2 separate regions of the Mus musculus genome follow, and region 1 is linked to region 2. A link is a contact called in ENCODE Hi-C data. All regions are on one chromosome and are shown on one strand. The core of a region is the stretch at or near the end of the contact, and the rest is flanking DNA. Distances in the headings are between cores, read along the strand shown. Region 1 holds the start of Clec4f (C-type lectin domain family 4, member f). Region 2 has its middle 27 kb from the start of Stambp.

Region 1 (2,700 bases), core at 62-2,561, 56 kb after region 2:
ACATAATAGACTTCCCACACAAGCTGGGTTCCAGAAAGAGAGGAGCATCAAGCCTGCCCCCCTTCCCAGAAGCCTCCATTCTCGAGAGCCATCTCACAGCCCAGTGGGCTCTGTTGACTCCAGGTCTGGGCCTAGGTTGGTGGCAAAATGTTACTTCAGAGAGCAGAAATGTCCAGAAGACTGCCATCTGGGTCTCTTGGGACCTTTGCACAGAGGGAGAGTGAGTTGTGGCTAAAGTCACCCGAGAACTTACCCACCACAAAAAGAGCAAGGAGAGAAAAGATCACAGTCACCACCATTAATGCCAGAATGACCTGGACGTGCCGCAGGGTCCTGGGAGCCATGAGAGCAGCTGACTTAGGCCCCAGTCCTGCAGGGGAGAAGCCAAGACTCAGGGTAAGAGTGCAGGGAGAGCCAGGACTGTCGGTCTTGACACAGTCCCCTGACTTGTCCGTTAGAGATGAGAACAACTGCCATGCTTCTCACAGGGAAAGAAAGCATTCTCTCAGGACAGGTAACAGCCAAAGGTATGGGGCTCACAACCCACAGAGGCTGCAGTGGTGTCCTAGACATGAAACCCGTCCCAGAGAAAGCGTTGCTGTGGGTGCGATCATAAAGAAAGAAGAAAGTGAAGGCTGAAAGCAGGTGGAAAGAAGGTACATAGCAGGGGTCCAGACCACAGGTCCCCATTCTGTTAACAAGCCTGACCACATCAAGCATTAGTGTCCCTGGGGTGGATGGTTTCATCCCTGGAGCCTTCCACAGAGCTTGACATGTTGCCCTGGACGCATGTCTAGGGCCTTCTGGGAAATTGGTTACTAGCCAGGGATGCACCCACTAATGATCTCGGAGAGCACCAGCTCCAGAGGGTGCACGGGCTAGGTGGAGGGCAAAGCCGGGGTTCAAAACCAGGCCCATCTGAACTCCAAGTGCACATTTTTCCTGACATCGGGTTACTGTACCCAGTGGAGGGGCTCTTGGAGGTTTCATATAGAGCCTGGGGTGCTCAGAGTTCTGGTCCTCTGCCGACCTGTTTATTCTGACCCATCTATTTACTATGGAACCAAGGCAGGGATGATACAAATCTCTGGGCTGGCAAAGATGGGCTCAGAGGGCAGGGTATAGGCAATATTCTTACCTAAATATTCTTACCTTGGGGCTGTAGGGAGACACACTGGTTGTCTGTGCAATATCTAGCCATATCTCTGTTCAGCTCGGCCTCCTTCATCCTCCTGCACCGTTCTTGCCACTGGTTCCTAAAGCCTGTCCTGCAAGCCCACAGTAGTGAGAGCCTGAAACACAGTGGGAGCCTGATCTATGTTCTCCTGAGGTCAGGACAACTTCCCAAACCTGCCTCCTCCCTCTGACTCTGCAGAAATCCAATGTTACCACTGGCCCCTCCTCCTCTTGGAGTTACAGAGGCCAAGAGCCCAACAGCCCTTTCCCCCTCTGCCCCTGGCTCCATGCCAGCCTCTGCCTCAGAGCCACACACCACCCAACCCCCTTCAGCAGGGTCTGCAATCTGCCCCTAAGAAGGGGACTGTCAACTTTACAGGGGAAACATTCTTGAGAGGCTGAGGAGATGGCTCAGACAGTGAAGCGCTTGAAGCATGAAGCGCTAAGCATGAAGACCAGAGTTTGGCTCCCCAGCACCACCCACATCAAAAACTGGGCACAGCAGCATGTGCCTGTAGTCACAGTGTTGGGAGGTGGAGGTAGGAAGATCCTTACAGCTTTCTAGCCAGGCTGCCTCACTGAATCAATTAGCTCTTTTTTAATAAAGGTGGGAAGAGATAAGGGAAGATGCCCAGCACTGGCCTCTGATTTTCATCAGGCTTGAGGTAGCACACAGCTTTAATCCCAGCACCTGGGAGGCAGAGGCAGGTTGATCTCTCTGAGTTTGAGGCCAAGCTGGTGTACATAGTGAGTTCTAGGCCAGTCAGAGCCACATAGTGAGACCCTGTCTCAAAAACCAAACAAACAAAAACAGTGCACGAGGTGGGAGAATTTGTAGGGGGAGGCAAAGACCGGGAGCCTGGCCAGTCCAAACCTCAGAACTTTACAGACAGGTCACCAGAAAGGCCCTGACAGACTTTATATGTGATTGTTGGCTGTGTCCTAGGTCAAAGTTCCTGCAAGCCTAACTCCTGAGTGACGATAATCCTTGGTTATCATAATGAATTCCCTCTGAGCACACCTGGGTTCTTTTGGTGAGATGACTCAGGTCCTTTCTGGGATGGCCACCAGTTCCAGAAAGGCCACATTGATTAGAAACCTCCACCCCCCCCTCCCCTACTCTCAGACATCCCTGTGAGAAGGACTTCACAGGAAGTCACAAGAATCCTAAGCAAGGTAGGGTTTGAGCTGTAGCTCAGTTGGTAAATCACTTGTCTTACACACATAAGGCCCTGGCTTCCATCCCAGGCAGTCTTTAAACAAGATATGGGGTACATGCCCGTGACTATACAACTCAGGAGACAGAGACAGGAAAAGATCAGAAGTTCAACGTCATACTCAGCTGACCCTGTCTCTCTCAAACAACAAACTTGAGCAAGAAAATACAGAAGGCTCAATCTCACCCTGACTCCTGAGACACAGAAGTATGGTGCTCAGGAGCTGCTAAACCTTGCTTTATATCTTTCCATTGGCTCAGGCTATCCCTTCCAACAAACTCTGAATAGTCTACCCAGTGTTTGCATG
Region 2 (2,700 bases), core at 192-2,691:
ACTTATATTTAGTATAATCAGTGAAATGCTCTGGTGCTTTTAAAACTAACATGGAAATAAATATATGTATATATGTATATAATATACAAACATGTGTATATATGTGCATAGAATATTTATTTGTATAATAGTTATGTATATATGCATGCATTTGAGGGAAATGGAAATGTTTTATATAAAACGACTATATACATGTGTAAAAGTAAATATTATGAACAATGTACAAAATGTCTACATCTGACTACATTGTAAAGAACACGCAGGCATCTGTGGCGGGGTGGGAGGAGGTCTGAACTTCTGTTTCTATTCTGAGGTTTTGGAGTGAAGCAGGAGGGAGCATTATCAAGCACACAGGCACTATTCGCCTTGAGCTATAGAGGGCGCAGTGGGGCCAAAGTCCGGCTGACAAATGGAGTTCTTCGGCAGCCTTCATTCAATGTCAACACAGTGAATTTGTATAATAGTTATGTATATATGCATGCATTTGAGGGAAATGGAAATGTTTTGTATAAAACGACTATATACATGTGTGAAAGTAAATACAATGGGCCGCTACACTGGGACACTAGGGATGCTGGGGCAGAGAGTTCCTTGTTTTACTATTGTTCTGAATCTAGAGGCATCTTCAGGTCGCCCCGAGGTTGTGGGGACCGTCCCGCATTGTGTGCGATGCATTTCGGCGCCCACATGAGCCAGCGGCATCACGTCTGCTGTGGGAGCTGGATGTAGCTGTCTGTGCTGCACCAAAGAAGAAGGGTATGGTAAGGCGCTCTGTTGTAGCTTCAGTAGCCTTGGGTCTCCATGTTCCCCGCGACCTTTGTTCCTTCCGCCTCCCAGAGTTCTTAGCGCATCCACTCTGCATCCCATAGTCTCAGGTCTGTCCCAACCGGGCTCTGTCTGTGGATCTCGGGCTGCCCCCCAGAGTTCTTAGCGCATCCACTCCGCATCCCATAGTCTCAGGTCTGTCCCAACCGGGCTCTGTCTGTGGATCTCCGGCCAGTGCGGAAGAGCGCAGTGGGCACAAAGTGCTGTTTGTATTGAGTCGTCCTAGGATCTTAGAGATCTGCAATCCTCGAGTTGCTATTTAGATGTACACAGTGTGAGGGATCTGGTCTGAGCTGTAGACATCCTGCCCTCAGTTACCAGCTGAGGATATCCTGAAACTTCAGAGCTGTGGAGGCTGAGGGGTCATTTGAAAGTTTTCCCTGCCTGGGTCAATGGTTAGTTTTACAACTTTGCCCAAGGGTGTTGACGAATCCCTTACTCCTTTCCACTGTCTGCTCCCCACTCCAGATTGCAAGTCTGTCCTTTATCTCCATAACTAAGGAATAGCTGAAGCCAGGTGTGACCAGACCCACTTTTCCCCTTCTTAGCATTCATCAAATCCTTTGTTTTATCTCCATAAGTATGCAATAGCCAACACCCCTGGATGGCTAGACTGTCCTCGTCCCTCCCCGGACTTCAGTTAAGTCCTGCGTTTATCTCCAGGCTATTCTTAGAGTCTGGCAGCTTCCTTCCTTCAGCAACCCAGTGCAGAACTTGCCTGACCTGTTGCAAAAGCATTCTACATGTGTTGTCCGTTCTCTACTCTCAGTTCCCTCCGATGCACTTTCTATACAAGAAACCATAAACATAATGAATTATTTAAAATCAAAATGGAGTGGCAAGACAGCTCAAATACAGCAAAAGGTTAAATAAAAAGCCAACTCCTTGTCATGGCCTGTCACAGTTGGTTCCACTATTCTGGGGCCCTTTAAATCTTCAGCCCTGAGGGTTAGAGATGGGGAAGAACACTACATAGTCATCAAGAGAAAAATCCACCAAGAGGACAGTGCAATCCTTAGTATCTATGCACCAAACACCGGGGCACTTAAACTCACAAAAGAAACAGTGCTGCTACAGCCTAAATCAAATGTTGGCCTTTACACACTGAGAGTAGGAGACTTCAATACCCCATTCTCACTAATAGATAGGTCATCCAGACAAAACTAAAATGGGAAATACTGGAGCTAACCAACATCATAAACCAAATGGATTTGACAGATACTTAAGAATATTACACACACACACACACACACACACACACACACACACACATTACCTTCTTCTTCTTTTTCTTCTTCTTCTTCTTCTTCTTCTTCTTCTTCTTCTTCTTCTTCTTCTTCTTCTTCTTCTTCTTCTTCTTCCTCCTCCTCCTCCTCCTCCTCCTCCTCCTCCTCCTCCTCCTCCTCCTCTTCTTCTTCTTCTTCTTCTTCTTCTTCTTCTTCTTCTTCTTTTTGCTGCTTGATCAATATGTTTATTGTCTTTATGAAAAAATCTTCATAGAAAACTGTTTTAGCTTTCAGCAGCCCTTTCCTGAGCTCTGAGGAAGCTTGCCTTCTTTTGAGCAACCCGATCTTTTTTTCTGCACAAGAGACATTTTGGGACGATTCCACCTCTTCTTTTTCACTTCTCTCTTGGGCTTCTTCTCATAGACTGGATTCTCTCAGATAGCAGCATGAGCTTTCTTATACATCTCCTCCATCATGTCTGGAGTTACGTTGTTCCTGATGTACTGAGAGAACTGTTTCTTATACACATCTTCATCTTCCTCCATTAGGTAGCGCATGTAGTCTGCCACATCCTGACCCATGGTGTGCTTCCGAGCATGTACCTCTGCATTGAACTCCTTGCTTTCAGAGTCATAACCAGGGGATCATT

Evidence for each region. Hi-C counts contacts between places; a loop is a spot of excess contacts on that map.
Region 1: a loop to region 2 is called in a map of T-helper 2 cell, with 2.2 times the contacts of the local background. The contact joins the promoter of Clec4f here to the enhancer-like site in region 2. A Hi-C loop is called at or near these places in 4 of 37 maps with a recorded cell type or tissue (T-helper 17 cell, T-helper 2 cell, mouse embryonic stem cell and 1 more).

What each region holds. Positions count from the first base shown.
Region 1 is chr6:83,654,805-83,657,504 of GRCm38, forward strand. It overlaps Clec4f (C-type lectin domain family 4, member f), which reads right to left and starts at 1,312. Exons shown (of 7, transcript NM_016751.3): 1 at 1,153-1,312; 2 at 254-370. The coding sequence starts at 1,228.
Region 2 is chr6:83,598,475-83,601,174 of GRCm38, forward strand. It overlaps the pseudogene Gm7424. Among named protein-coding and RNA genes, the nearest start is that of Stambp, 27 kb to the left of the region's middle. Within about 2 kb of position 1,442, at least 1 of the 3 ENCODE cell types and tissues checked has a DNase peak (open chromatin) inside an H3K27ac peak, as active enhancers do.